Regions from separate parts of the Homo sapiens genome. Here region 2 is linked to region 1. A link is an interaction called in ENCODE POLR2A ChIA-PET data of the cell type or tissue named here. Cell type or tissue: Panc1. All regions are shown on one strand.

The links. ChIA-PET counts read pairs that join two places held together with the same protein. Peaks named below come from ENCODE experiments on the same cell type or tissue, not always from the same donor. Only the 100,000 strongest peaks of a DNase experiment are listed, where the experiment ranks them.
Region 2: POLR2A ChIA-PET joins it to region 1 with 10 read pairs; 2 of 35 experiments call an interaction of 5 or more read pairs at or near these places.

The regions. Positions count from the first base shown.
Region 1 is chr18:21,980,658-21,988,657 of GRCh38, reverse strand. LINC01900 (long intergenic non-protein coding RNA 1900) reads right to left here and starts at 7,564. Exons shown (of 3, transcript XR_001753529.2): 1 at 7,499-7,564. In Panc1, no CTCF peak of the experiment used is centred here; no DNase peak of the experiment used is centred here.
Region 2 is chr18:22,608,024-22,616,023 of GRCh38, reverse strand. LOC124904262 (a long non-coding RNA gene) reads left to right here and starts at 1,754. Exons shown (of 2, transcript XR_007066307.1): 1 at 1,754-3,259; 2 at 5,831-6,470. In Panc1, no CTCF peak of the experiment used is centred here; no DNase peak of the experiment used is centred here.

The DNA.
Region 1 (8,000 bases):
GTTGGTCAGTCTGGTCTCGAACTCCTGACCTCAAGTGATCCGCCCACCTCAGCCTCCCAGAGTGCTGGGATTACAGGCGTGAGCCACCGCACCCGGCTGAGAAATATTTTTAATTAAACCTTTGATATAAGTGTAAACTCACATGCAGTTGTAAGAAATAATGCTAAGAGATCCTGGGTACTCTCTAGCCAGTTTTTTGGGTACTGATTCTTCCCACTTTATTCTCTTTCAAGATTGTTTTAGCTATTCTAGTTCCTTTTCCTTTCCATCTATATTTTACAAGAATCAAAATGGTATATCTCCCACTGATAACATCCTGCAAAACTACAGCACAGTATTTCAACAGGGATATTGACAGCATTACAGAGAAGACATAGAATAGAATGGTTCCATCACTACGAGGATAACTCATACTGCCCTTCCCTTCCACCCCTACTACTTCCTTAATGTTTGGCAATACTAATCTGTCGTTTGTTTCCGTAATTTTTTCATTTCAAGAATATCATATGAATGGAATCATTTTGAGATTCGCTTTTTTCCCCAATACCCTTGAGATCCATCCAAGTTGTTGTGTGTCTCCACCCTCTGTTTCTTCTTATTGCTGAGTGGTATTTCATGGTATTGATGAACCGCAGTCTGTTTAACCAGTAACCTGTTGAAGGACATCTGGGTTGTTTCAGTTTTGCTATTAGGAATAAAGGTGCTACAAATATCCATGTACAAGTTTTTTTGTGAACATAAATTTTCATTTCCCTGGGATAAGTGCCCAGGAGTGTAATTGTTGAGTCACATCATAATTGCATACTTAGTTATCGAAGAAACTGACAAACTGCTTTACAGAGATGCTGAAGCATTTTACATTCCCATCAGCAAAGCATGCTGGTCTTCAGCACATCTTCACCTGCAGAAATAGTGTTATCAAAACGTTTTGTTTAAACATTCTGATAGGTGTGTGGTGATATCTCATTTTGGTTTTAATTTGTATTTTCATAATGGCTAATGGTGTTGAACATCCTTTCATGTGTTTATTTGCCATCTGTATGCCTTCTTTAGAGAAATGTCTCTTCTGATTGTCCATTTTTCAATTGGATTGTTTGATGGTTTTATTGTAGAGTTTTGAGGGTTCTTTATATATTCGAGATACTAGTCCTTTGCCAGATATGTGGTTTGCAAATATTCTGTCCCAGCTTCTAGCTTGTGTTTTCATCCTTTTCACGTGGTCTTTTATAGAGTAAAAGTTTTCAATTCTAATGAAGTACAGTTTATCAAGTTAAAAAAAATACCCAACTAATTTTTTAAAGTAGTTGGGTATATTTTTTAGAATTAAAAAAAAATAATTTTTTTATTTTTAATTTTAAAATTTTTTTCTACAACTTTTTATTTTTTCCTATAATTTTGATTTTTATATAAGGTGTGAGACTTGAGGTTCTTTTTGTTTTCTTTTGTTTTGTTTTTTGCCTATGGATGTCCAATTGCTCCAGCACTGTTTATAAAAGGCTATCTTTCACTGAATTGCTTTTGTACATTTGTTAAAAATTAGTTTTGTATATTTGTGTGAGTCTATTTCTGGGTTCTCTGTACCACTGATTTATGTACGTATGTCTCTGCCAATACTACACAATGTTGATTACTATGTATATTAAGTCCTAAGATCAGGTAAGTTGATCCCAGCACAGTGGCTCACACATGTGATCCTAGCACTTTGGGAGGCTGAGGCAAGAGGATCACTTGAGCCCAGGAGTTCAAAACCAGCCTAGGAAATATAGCAAGACCTCATCTCTATTTTTTTCTCTTTTTATTTTTACTTTTTATTTTTTGAGACAGAGTCTTGCTCTGTTGCCCAGGCTGGAGTGTAGTGGCACAATCTCGGCTCACTGCAACCTCCATCTCCGGGGTTCAAGTGATTCTCCTACCTCAGCCTTCCTAGTAGCTGGGATTATAGATGCACGCCACCATGCCTGACTAATTTTTGTATTTTTAGTAGAGACGGGGTTTCACCATGTTGGCCAGCCTGGTCTCGAACTCCTGACCTCAAGGGATCCACCAGACTCAGCCTCCCAAAGTGTTGGGATTACTGGCATAAGCCACTATGTCTGGCTTATTTTTTAAAAATAAAAAATAAATAAAATTAAAATCAGGTAGGTTGATTCTTCCCACTTTATTCTTTTACAAAATTGTTTTAACTATCCTAGGTCCTTTGTCTTTCCATATAAGTTTTAAAATAATCAAAATCCTGCTGGAATTTTGACAGGAATTACATTAAAGCTGTACTTCAGGCCAGGTGCGGTGGCTCACGCCTGTAATCCCAGCACTTTGGGAGGCCAAGGCAGGCAGATCATGAGGTCAGGAGATCGAGACCATCCTGGCTAACACAATGAAACTCCGTCTCTACTAAAAATACAAAAAATTAACCAGGCGCGGTAGCGCGGGTCTGTAGTCCCAGCTACTTGGGAGACTGAGGCAGGAGAATCACTTGAACCCGGGAGGTGGAGGTTGCAGTGAGCCGAGATCACGCCACTGCACTCCAGCCTGTGTGACAAAGCAAGACTCCATCTCAAAAAAAAAAAACAAAAAACAAACAAAAAAAAAACTGTACTTCAATTTGGGGAAAATTGACATTTACTATAAATGAATCTTCCAGTCCATGAGTGTGGTATTTCTCTCCATTTGTTTAGATCTTGTCTAATTTCCCTCATTAGCATTTTGTAGCTGTCAATATACAAATCCTATATATGTTTTTTCAGACTTCCTAAATATTTTTCTCTCTTTTTTTTTTTTTTCAGCCAGAGTCTCGCTCTGTTGCCCAGGCTGAAGTGCAGTGACACGATCTCGGCTCACTGCAACCTTCACCTCCTGGGTTCAAGTGATTCTCCTGCCTCAGGCCCCTGAGTAGCTGGGACTACAGGCGCACGCCACCACGCCCAGCTAATTTTTGTATTTTTAATCGAGATGGAGGTTTCACTATGTTGGCCAGGCTGGTCTCGAACTCCTGACCTTGTGATCCGCCCGTCTTGGCCTCCCTAAGTGCTGGGATTACAGGCGTGAGCCACCGCATCCAGCCTATTTCTTTTTTTGAGCGATTATAAATGGTGTAGTATTTTGTTGTTGTCGTTTCCATTGCTAGTATATAAAAATACAATTGATTTTCATGTGTCTATCCTGTATCCCATGACTTTGCTGAACTAATTTGTTTTAGTTCTAGAGGTTTTTGTTTTGTTTTTGTTTTTTAATTCTTTGGGATTTTCTATGTAGACAATTATGTTACCTGCAAATAAAGACAGTTTCCATTTTTTCTTTTTAACCTGTATGTCTTTTATTTCCTTCACCTGCCCTGTTGCACTGAGTAGCACTTCCAGAACTATGTTGAATGTGAGTAGTGACAGCACACATCCTTACCTTCTCCCCAGTGTTAGTCTTTGATTGTCAAGTATAATGTTAGTGGTGGATATTTTATAGATGTTCTTTATCAAATTGAGGAATTTCTCATCTCTTCCTATTTTTCTGAAAGATTTTTTTATCAGGAATAGGTACAGAATTTGTCAAATGCATTTAATGATAAATGGGTTAATATAAAGTTATTTTTCTTCTATAGCCTATTAATATGGTGGATTACATTGATTGGTTCATTTTACAAAGTTTGAACCAGTCTTGCATCCTACAATAAATACTACTTGGTCTTGGTGTTTAATTATTTTCATATATTGCTGAATTCTATTTGCTATTATTTTATCAACAATTTTTGAGGCCAGGTGCAGTGGCTCCTGCCTGTAATCCCAGCACTTTGTGAGGCCAAGGCAGGAGGATCACTTGCATCCAGGAGTTTGAGACCAGCCTGAGCAACATGGCGAAACCCCGTCTCCACAAACAATACAAAAATTAGCCCAGTGTGATGGCATGCACCTGCAGTCCCAGCAACTAGGGATGCTGAGGTGGGAGGGTTACTTGAGCCTGGGAGATTGAGGCTGCAGTGAGCCATGATAGTGCCACTGCACTCCAGCCTGGATGACAGAGCAAGACCCTTTCTCAAAAAAAAAAAAAAAAAGGATTTTTGAATTTGTATTCCCAAACGATATTGTTATGTAGTTTTCTTTTTTTGTCATTCTTTTTTTGGTTTTGTTATCAAGATTATACTAGCTTCATCAAATGTATCACGAAGTGTTCCCTCTTCTATTTTCTGGAAAAAATATTGTGTAGAATTGGTGTTACTTCTTTTTTCTTTCTTTTTTTAATTTGTGTGTGTGTGACAGGGTCTCACTCTGTTGCCCAGACTGGAGTGCAGTGGCACAATCGTGGCTCATTGCAGCCTCGACCTCACAGGCTCAAGTAATCCTCCCACCTCAGCCTCCCGAGTAGCTGAGACCACAGGTGTGTGTCACCACATCTGGCTAATTTTCTTCCTTTTTTTAGAGATGGGGGTCTCCTTATGTTGCCCAGGCTGCTCTTGAACTCCTGGGCTCAAGTGATCCTCCCACCTTGGCCTCCCAAAGTGCTGGGATTATAGGTGTGAGCCAGCACACCCAGCCTAATTCTTGTTTAAACATTTGATAGAATGCTCTGGCAAAACTATTTAGGTCTAAAGATTTGTGTGTATGTGTGTGTGTGTGTGTGTGTGTGTGTGTGTGTGAATGTCCTTAATAACTATAGAGCTAGTGAAATTATCTATTCCAACTTAGATGAGTTGAGGTTGTGTGTGTGTGTGTGTGTGTGTGTGTGTGTGTGCATTCTGAGATGGAGTCTCGCTCTGTCTCCAGGCTGGAGTGCAGTGGTGTGATCTTGGCTAACTTCAACCTCTGCCTCCTGGATTCAAGCGATTCTCCTGCCTCAGCCTCCCGAGTAGCTGGGACTACAGGCACGCACCACCATGCCCAGCTAATTTCTGTATTTTTAGTAGCGATGGGGTTTCACCATGTTGGCCAGGATGGTCTCAATCTCTTGACCTCGTCATCTGCCCGCCTCGGCCTCCCAAAGTGCTGGGATTACAGGTGTGAGCCACCGCACCCGGCCTGTAGTCTGTGTTTTTTGAGGAATCAGTACATTTTATCTAAGTCATCTCAGATCTAAATTTATGGATGCAGAGTTGTTTGCAGTATTCCCTTATTGTCTTTTTGATGTTTTCAAGACACGTAGTGAAAGCCCCTATTTCACTTCTGATAGTTGTAATTTGTGTCTTTTCTCTTCCTTGCTTTGTCTCTCCTTCTAGAGGTTTGTCAATTTTATTGATCTTTTTAAAAACCAACCATTGCTTCATTGATTTTCTTAATTGTTTTTCTGTTTTCAATTTCACTGATATCTACTTTTATCTTTATTGCTTCCTTCCCTCTGATTGGCATAGGTTTTTTCCCTCTTTTCTAGTGTAAGCTTTTTTTTTTTTGATACAGAGTCTTGCTATGTCACCCAGGCTGGAGTGCAGTGGCACAATCTCGGCTCACTGTGAGCTCCGCCTCCTGGGTTCACGCCATTCTCTTGCCACAGCCTCCCCAGCAACTGGGACAACAGGCACCCGCCACCCTGCCCGGCTACTTTTTTTGTATTTTTAGTAGAGACAGGGTTTCACCGTGTTAGCCAGGATGGTCTCGATCTCCTGACCTCGTGATCCGCCCGCCTTGGCCTCCCAAAGTGCTGGGATTACAGGCGTGAGAAACTGTGCCTGGCTAGTGTAAGCCTTTAATGCTATAAATTTTCCTCTCAGCACTGCCTTAGCTGTATCCCACAAATCTTGGTATATTTTATTTTCATTTTCACTCAGTTCAATATGTTTTTTAATTTCCCTTGACACTTCCAAAAAAAGACTTTCCTCTTTATGTTTAGTTTCCAAGTGTTTGGAGATTCTCCTGTTAACCTTTCTGGTATTGATTCCTAGTTTGATTCCATTGTGGTCATAAACACTCAGTATGATTTCGACTTTCTTTCTTTTAATTTAATTTAATTTTTTTTAGAAATCAGATCTTGCTGTATTGCCCAGACAGGAGTGTAGTGGCTATTCACAGGTGTGATCATAGCGTACTACAGCCTCACATTACTGTGGCCTCAAGCGATCCTCCCAAGTAGCTGGGACTACAGGTGCATGCCACCACGCCCTCAGTATAATTTCAATTCTTTTAATCATATCTTTATATGTATCTTTACATATATCATTAATGCATCTTTTTTTTTTTTTGAGACAGAGTCTCACTCTGTTGTCCAGGCTGTAGTGCAGTGGCGTGATCTTGGCTCACTGCAACGTCCGCCTCCCTGGTTCAAGCGATTCTCCTGCCTCAGCCTCCCAAGTAGCTGGGACTACAGCACGTGCCACCATGCCTGGCTAATTTTTTGGATTTTTAGTAGAGACAGGGTTTCACTGTGTTAGCCAGGATGGTCTCAATCTCCTGACCTTGTGATCCGCCTGCCTCGGCCTCCCGAAGTGCTGGGATTACAGGCATGAGCCACTGCACCCGGCCCATTAATGCATCTTTACACATATCTTTAAATGCATCTTTAATGTATTATATATTTTGTAAATTGGGTTTATTTTAATGTGGCCTACCAGTATCCCCAAGGGCTTGTTTGCGAGTACTTCCAGCTTCTGGCTTATCTGAAGACATTAGCTCCTTTAGACCTTTTATTAAATTGGGCTATTTTCCATAGCAAGCAACTGAGTTTTAGATTAAAAAGTCTTTTTCATCTGCAATAATGAAATTTTAAATGCCATCAGCTCTTTTTTTTTTTTTTTTCAAACGGAGTCTCACTCTGTTGCCCAGGCTGGAGTGCAGTGGCATGATCTCGGCTCACTGCAACCTCCACCTCCCAGGTTCAAGCAATTCTCCTGCCTCAACCTCCCAAGTAGCTGGGACTATAGGTGCGCACCACCACGCCCAGCTAATTTTTGTATTTTCAATAGAGACGGGGTTTCACCATGTTGGCCAGGATGGTCTCAATCTCTTGGCCTTGTGATCCGCCCACCTCGGCCTCCCATAGTGCTGCGATTACAGGCGTGAGACACCGCGCCCGGCCCAGCTCTTCTTTTGATGTTGCATCTTTTTTCTGCTCCACACTGTCCTCAAATGAGAGAGAATTGGGAGATGGCTAAGCCAAGGGTCCACGGGGGAGGACAATCTTCACTTTGCTAAAAGTCAACTAAGGAAGCTATAAAACATACCCCTGCTTTCCCCTCTCTATCAATCTTAGAGAGCCAAGCACAAGAAAAAAGCAAGATTAAGATCACTCTCTAAAAAAGCCCCTAGCTGGTAAGGAATGTAAACCTGGCAAAATATTTTCCAGGAAAATCTGTAACATCCAGAAGAGGGAGAGGGACAGGGAAAGTTTTCCATTTCTTCAATTGTCTTTTCCAATGCTTACTGCAGCCAGCTCCCCACAGTGATCTATTACCTCACTCTAGGCCTTGGAAGACCCTTGCTTCATTCTGCAGCCCAGGTGAGCTGGCCCCACACATCTTGCAATCTATATTTCCAAAATAACTTGTTCATCAACTCCTGTAAAAAATACAAGCCTGCACCCATACCTTTTACTGGATTCCTGGGAGCAGAGGGGATACCAATCCACTTCCAGAGGCTCTGATGAGTAGGCCAGGGATGTTTTCCCAGCGGAGACCCAACCCTCTGGCCCCTCCTGCTTTTCTCCCCAGCATAAACACAAAGCAGAGACCAAGCTCCCAGCAGGATGACCTATAAGTGACCCTTGGACTGACCTAACACTCTGGTCACTCTCACCGACAGATTTGTTTATCTTGGAACCTTGGAGGCTCTGCACCCAAAAGCTTTGGCCCTAGACTCTAAGTCCGCCCCCAGCAAACTGTCAGTCACAGCTTAAGTGCATGTTGGGCAGTTGCGTGATAGCCTGAGTTTATTTACCAGAACCTGATGTTTATGCTGTCCAGCAATGAGTAGGGGCCATCAGCTGCTGAATTTAGTAAGCGAGGAGCCAACTAGACGTCTCCAGTGGACATCAGCCTTCATGTCCACAAAATTATCCGGGGACCCCAATAGTGTGCCTCTCTTCCTCCA
Region 2 (8,000 bases), 630 kb before region 1:
AGCTTCTGACATGCCTTCCTCATTCAGCTTAATCATTTCTAGCTTTTGATTTAAAATGGCACACATGTAACCTTTCCTTTCACTTGAACATTTAGAGGCCATTTTAAGGTTATTATTTGATCTCATGTCAATAGTGTTCTGTCTGAGGGAATAGGGAGGTCCAAAGAGAGGAATGGGGGGAGATGAAGCAGCTGCTGGTTGGTGGAGCCATCAGAACACACACAACATTTATGGATTAAGTTTTCCATCATACATGGGTGCGGTTTGTGGTGCCCCAAAACAATTACAATAGTAACATCAAAGATCACTGATCACCGAATACCATTAAAAGATGTAATAATAATGAAAAATTTTAAAGTATTGTGAGAATTACTAAAATATGACACAGAGACACGAAATGAGCACATGTTGTTGAAAAAAAAAAAAAAGATGGTGCTAATAGACTTGCTCAAAGCAGGGTTGCCATGGACCTTCAATTTGTAAAAAAAGACAGTATCAGTCAAGTGCAATAAAGTGAGATATGCCGGTATATGAGGCTTCGTTCTTGGCCCTGGTGGTGAGGTGGATAAAATGCAGAGGCTCTTTTCCCTGGAGAAACTCCTGAATCCTGTGATCTTAAGCAAGCTTTGTCCAAGAGATCAGATCAACACCTGAATAGTGGAAATTCTGGCTTGACCATTCTGGTTGGTGGTTTTGGTCCTAGAGGTATCCCTTATGACAGAGAAGACTTGTATTTCAGCTGAGTTATCTTTAAGGTAAAATGCTATGCACTGAGTACTATATTTTATTCATTGATACATACTGATCTGTTGAAGATATGTCCCTCTACTCAGGCATCTGCTGACAATATCCTGTTCTCATGGTTTGCTGGTGTGGCCTTCACCACTAGTGTGTTCTGAGACCATCACTGTCACCCCCATGCCTCACAGCTGCCTCCTTTACCAGGCCCTGTGGACTTGAAGTTCTTCTCAATGCTTACCCGCTGCCTTCTGCTCATAGGCATGGTTCTGATGCATCCTAAATAAGTCTGTATGTGTGTCGAGGAGGGTACTGGTAGGAAGGAAAATTATTTGTGCATAAATGAAGGGATATATTATGATATATCAACAGATAATATTTTGTTTCTGCTGTTTCATTTTCACCCAGATTTCTTCTCTTTCTTTTCTCGAAAAATGCTCTTTCTTAAACAGGCCTTGATTTGGAAGCTGGTTTTCTGGAACGGTATTTATCAAGTCTGTTTGCACAGTATCTAACTCTTTGGATGCTTTATCTTTTCTTGTGTCCCATTTAAACCCTTTTTCTTTTTCTGAAAATCATGTTTTTAAATCAGGAAATATTCATTCAATGTCTACTGTGTGAAAGGTAACTTGCTTGGCACTGTGAAAGAAAATTAAAACAAAAGGTGTGCTGTCTTCTAAGATCCTGTAGTTTAGGGGGAGAGACAGGCACATAAATAACTCCAATATGGGCCAATCATGTGAAGTATTTTAGTGAAGAAAAAAAGTGTGTTTGTTTATTTATTTATTTATTGAGACAGAGTCTTGCTCTGTCACCTAGGCTGGAGTGCAGTGGCGTAATCTTGGCTCACTGCAACCTCTGCCTGCTTTGTTCAAGCAATTCTCCTGCCTCAGCTTCCCAAGTAGCTGGTACTACAGGTAAGCACCACCACGCCCGGCTAATTTTTTGTATTTTTGGTAGAGATGGGGTTTCACCATGTTGGCCAGGCTGTTCTTGAACTCCTGACCTTAGGTGATCCGCCCATCTTGGCATCCCAAAGTGCTGGGATTACAGGCATGAGCCACCGCGCCCAGCCAAAAGTATATTTAGCTGGATTAGGTATAGATCTACCCAAGGAGATTGAAGGGGGCAGTCATACATTTTCATCTAAAATCTTCTTTCTTTCCTTAAAATCTTACAAAATCAAATGGGTGGCTGCTTCTACCAAACTGCCCACTCACTTCTTACTTCTCAATTAGTTTTCTCTCTCTTTCTCCCTCAATAAAGATAGGGCACTATGGAAGATTACACCATTTCAAACACATTCCAAAATGCTGTCTCAGCCCATGCCTGGCTGTTACTGCTTTAGGAGAATCTGATGAACATGTTTAAACACTCTTAGCACCCGAGGTTGTCTGTGTATAGTTGGGGAGCAGGTGGCCCGCCTGGGTAGAAAGTTATTACCTATTTTCATTTTTGCTTTGAAGGTTAAAAAGAGTCTGATTCTAATAATCGATTTACCTCTTAAATAGGGAAATAAGTCTGACTCCTGGGAAAAGGACATAAATTAACCTCTGGAAGTCATCAGAACTTATTAGCACATAAATGCTTCTGCTAAATCTGTCACCTTTCATTGAGCGCTCTGCCCGTCATGGGCTGTATTTGAGTTTTGTGGTATGCACTTAAGATTTTTAAGTGTGAGAGACATTTCCTTCTTTCAGGGTGAGGCAGGGTGACCCAAGGTCTCTGAAAGGTAAATACCAACTCCCCTGTCTCCCGAGCGAGCGAGCGAGCGACGGGCCTGTTTACAGTGTACCACCCTTGTCTGCAGGGAACATGCTTCACATTTTCTTCCAGGTGACGGGCTGCCTGCCAGTGACACCGCACACCTCGAGAGCTGCACAGTTTCTGCAGCAATATCATTCCTCTTCGGCTCCACCCTTTCCCTTTGAGCTTTACATTTCGTCCTTGCTCTGTGCAGTGCACCAATCAACACAAATTCAGGCAACCCCTCATTTCTCCCTCCTTTGATGACCCTGAAGCTCATCATCTGGCCAGCCCATCGCAGCCCAGAGCCATGTGTTGGGCGTGCTTCTGCCGTGGCGCTGGGAAGTCTGTCTGGGTGCTGTATTGTTTTATATTTTTCTCCCTCCTTCCCATGGCACCCTTTCTGCTGTTCCTTTCCCACCTTAAAAATAAATCCAAGGATATGAATAGCTTGAAATGAACTAAATCGGTCATTGTTATTACAGGAAAACTTTATACAGAATGCAAGCAATAATCCGCTTATATACACTGCGCTCTTACACAATAACTGATCCTTCATCGCTCTTCTCTGCTTGGCAAACGGAGTAGCTACCTTCTCATTCCCACAGTATTGTGTAAACATGAAAAGAAGCCAGAAGAGGTTCCTTTTATTTTGTTTTTGTTTTTTTGTTGTTTGCTGGCTTCAGGCTGGGCCCCAGCAGAGGGCGAGTGGCAGGAGGACACTTGAGTGGATTCTGCAAAAAGCCACACAGCTTTCCTCTGATGGATCAAAATGGTAATATTGATTCTATAAAAGTTTAAAGAGGTATTATGGCTGATTGGCAGGCATCCCTTTATTGAAGACATATCAAACCACAGGAAAAACTACTGGAACAGCTACTAGAACCCTATGGTTAATATAAAGTTTCCCAAATTCTGAAATTAAGCCTCCTGGCTGCCACCCTGGAGATATTAAACAAACTGTATATCTTCTATGTGCATCACTTATTTGTAAGGATAATTATATTCTTTTTCTGTTTTCCTACACCTTCTACTTCAGAATACACTAAAAACCCCCAAGTCACTTGAGCCCAGGAGTTCAAGGCTGCAGTGAGCTATGATTGCAGCACTGCATTCCAGCCTGGGTGACAGAGAAGGATCCTCTCTCAAAAAAAAAGGAAAAACAAAAATAAAAATTCCCAAGTCAAACCTTTAGTAAGAATTAGACTAAATTATTAAAAGCAATTTTGGAAAAAGAATTTACAAATGCAAAAAGAATGAGCAATTTACCTAGATACTTTGAATTTGCCAAATGAAGCTGATGCTTTGCAATGAAGCCTTTCTCATGCAAATCTGAAATTGCAGATGAACTCCAAATGGGATCCCTGATCTGTGATAGGAACAGATGAAGAAATGAAGCTTTTTATAGTATTTTGATGAACACTTTAATATTTCTCATCTGTCCTTGAGAAAGACATAATACATGCTAGCCTAGGGCTTGCTACATTTGGTATTGCTGTTTTTAGTCGTTAGCAAATTTTCTCAATGCTTTGGCTCTTTTTTTCTTTCTTTTTTTTTTTTTTTTTGAGACAGAGTCTCTCTCTGTCGCCCAGGCTGGAGGCTGGAGTGCAGTGGCGCAATCTCGGCTCACTGCAAGCTCTGCCTCCTGGGTTCACGCCATTCTCCTGCCTCAGCCTCCTGAGTAGCTGGGACCACAGGCACCCGCCACCATGCTTGGCTAATTTTTTGTATTTTTTTTAGTAGAGATGAGGTTTCGCCGTGTTGGCCAGGATCGTCTCGATCTCCTGACCTCATGATCCACCTGCCTCGGCCTCCCAAAGTGCTGGGATTGCAGGCGTGAGCCACCGTACCCAGCTAATGCTTTGGCTCTTAATTAGGACTAAGAAACATTTAGCAAAAGCTAAAGAGTCAGCTGGGTAATTAGGAAGTCAGGTCAATCAGTTCAACCTTTTCTATGTCCCTGCTGCAGGCAGGGCACTGAGTTGAGCGTCATGTAGGATATAAAGGTGAGTAAGAAATAGATGCTTTCCTCCAGGAGCTAGGAGACTAGCTAAGAATCTAGGATAAGGACACAGCACTTCAATCGAAGACATTAAGATGGTACAAATAAAGTGTGTAGGTTCTATTTATGGTAACCTAGGAAACATAAAAGCAAAGGAGGAGTTTTAAAAAATACTCGCTTGGAAATTAACATTTCTCTAAGATCAATGGTCAGTTCTCTTTATTAGTCTAGAGGCAGCAAACTTTTCTTTCCTGGGGCCTTATCCACAGCAGGTGCTTAGGTTACTTTATTAGAAATAGCAATAGTTTATGAGAACTGGACAGAAAGACTGCCACCTTCTTCACTCTCTCTAGCATCAGTGCAAAATCATGTGGAGGTTTGATTGTTAAAAAGCTACTAGACATGGTTTTGTGGTTTGCATTTGACCTAATCTACAAGATTGTTTTAGAGCTAAATGTTTTGAGGAAGGATCCATAGATCTTAAGAAATAAAAGAACTATAAGCAAATTGATCCAACTCCTTGTTTTTAAATAGATAAGGTGTCTTTAGTCCCCATTTGATGGACACTATTCAGAGATTGAATGCATTGCTGGAAGTTGCATGTGGTATAAGCATAGGAAGACTGGACTCCTGGTCCTTTGCCTCCCAGGACAGCGCTGTTGCACCACCTCTTGTAGATGAGAAAATTAAAACACAAAATTCCTGCGCATTGGTAGAAAACTCTTGTTTTTGTTTTCTTGCCTGTTAATCCAAACCTCTAGCTATAAAATAATATTATTCTTGGAGATCTTAATTGTCATTATTTATGTAAGATTTATACCACATCTATTTCCAAAAAAATTTTTAAATACATTGCAACCTTATATACACTACAGAATAAAACATCTAGAAACAGAACAACACCCTTTTTTTCTGAAAATTAGACAGAGTTAGCAAATAGCTGACGGGCAAGCATATGTTATTCCACTCCAGGATGGAATTTAGTTTTGAAGTTTCTTTGCAGATGAGATAAAATTATAAGTGTGTGAAACTATATTATTCCCTTACCTATTGGCTTTAAATTGGATTTCCAAATTTAGTAGAACCCAAAAATGAGAAGAAAGTGTTTTTTAATAGACCTTGTAGATGATCTTTCAAGTTTTGACCTTGTATAAAGCATTAGATTAAGAAACAAAGTATAAAAAACAATTACTCTTCAGTACTTGTGTGCATGTGTTTTAGAAGGATAATGGCAGTGGGCACATTTCTGGACCTGCAGCATGGGTGGGGAAAGTTTCTCTTTTGTGGGAGGGATGTCTAAAGTTTTCTCTAATTGTTTTTAGAATACCTATTTTTTTTTTCTAGAAAGAACGTCGGTCCTGGCAGTCTTTCAGCCACAAAGCTTTGAGAAATGGGGCTAAATATTAATAATAACTGCTTGGATTATAATGAGGAATCAATCAAAACACATACTGTTGATGAAGATGCCTTGAACACCGTGGATGCTGTAGAATAAGGGATTATGACTACAGCAATTCTTGGCTCCCTTCTCTGTTTGTTTAAGGGTTACACAGGCTTTGTTTAATATCTCCGTGTCTCAGTCCTTTCGGTTGAAGCACAAGGCATGCTTCAGCCACCTGAGATTAACTGCTAAACCCTGCAGCAAGCCAGCATCTCCTCCCTGCTGCCTCTCATCCGTCAGGATCTGCTCTGGAAATGGGCCAGTGGTGACGTGTGGGAATGCAGCCCTTTGTGTTTGTTTTTGGTGTTGGATTTGGTGGCCTTGGTCACGGATTGGCTTCCTTCTTTGAAACTGAACATCTTCCATGCCTTTGTGATTGAGTGACAAAAGTTCAACCTGCACATGCCAAAATGAACAGCCTAGAAAACTGATTATGGTTTCAGGACCAGCTTTAAAAAAAAGCAACAAAACCCTTCCAGTCACCCAGAGTTCTAAACATAATCGGTTGGTTCCCAGAAGTACAATAAAAGGAAGCCAGAAGTATTTTAGTCCCTAGTTGTTTATGAATCAACCTGATTTTCTTTTTCAGACTTTGAAGGTCACAGAATCAAATCATGTGGAGCCATTTCCATCAGTCCTCCTACCCACCCTTTCTCCCCTGTTCTCTGTTGCAAGTAGGGTTTTGCTAGGTTTAAGTAGAACATTGCTCAGAATTTCCAGGGGTTCTTAATTAAAGCAGGTTTCTTTTCCAAGAAAGCTGCCTTGGAAATTACTGGAAGGGAAGCAACAGTGACAAGTAAAGCAGGCGTCAGAATACCTTCAGTGTACCCCAGCCCTGCTCCTCCCCTAGAGCACAGGCTCAGGAGTTCTGCTGGCCTTAGGTAGAAGCCAAGGAAGAGGGGCCTGCACTCATCTTTCTGAGTAAGCCAGGGCACTTCATGTCTGGGATAAAGCCAGCAGGGCATGGGACATGGCATGGAACTGAATTTATATAGGAAGTAGACAATTAAGCCTGAGTCTTAGACACACACAGGAAGGTGACAGAAGAAGAAAGAATGACGTTTATTATTTTCTAGAGATCTAATCTAGAGAGCTTCAGTGTCCTTGCCATAATGTGACCTTTAAGGAACACAGCAAAAATCTTGGCATATTGCTTGCCAAATATTCAGGCACCTATTATGTGCCAATATGAATAGCACATAATAGGTACCTGAATAATGTAAGTTCTCTTCCCCACCTTTCCCCCACTTTTCTGCACATTGAATAGGATGATTTTAATTTTGCTTTACAAATTATTCAGTTATATCTGTTGTTATTTCATAATGTAAACAATTTCATATTGCTTATATTTCTTTTTTAGGACTTAATGAATAGCAAGGAAATATTTTTGTAATTGATAAGCTTGTTATGCAATTCCAGAAACCTCCTTTCAATGCCTCTAACATCCACATGGTACACTCTGGCACAAGTCAAAAAATATATTAAAAATAAGAACTAAGAATTATCAGATGCCAACTATGTGCAAGGCATTGTATTAGGTTCTTTATCTTAGGTTTTCCATTTAACCCTCAAAACAACCCCAAGGGCGAGGACGAGTCTTTCCCATCTCCCTGTGAGAAAGTAGCTTCAGAGAGCTCTTGCCCAGGTCTCACTGTGAGCAGGTGGCAAAGTTGTTGCTGGAGTATTGTTTACTCAAACTCCAGGGTCCAAGTTCCTTCCACCTCACATAATGCCAAGGCTCTACTGTAGGTACAGGAAGCGAGAGCAAGAGATCTTCTCACTGCCTTCCACAATGTGGCTTCCTTAAAAGCATTTGAAGAAGGAGATGGATTCTACCAACTGTAGACAGCATCTCTGCTGGGGCCAGGCTGAGGCAGGACGGGTCTTGGGGGTGGAGTCAGGATACTCCTTTCTCATCCAGCCTCCAGCCAGCTGTTTGTGTTTGGATTTTTCTGGGGGCTAAGAAGTTTCCCGGTAAGAGACGGTGAACTGGGTCTTCAAAGGGGGTCCTGATGTACACCAGCTCATCTGGAGAACAAAATGGGGAGAGCAGGGCAGGGTGACAGAGGTCAA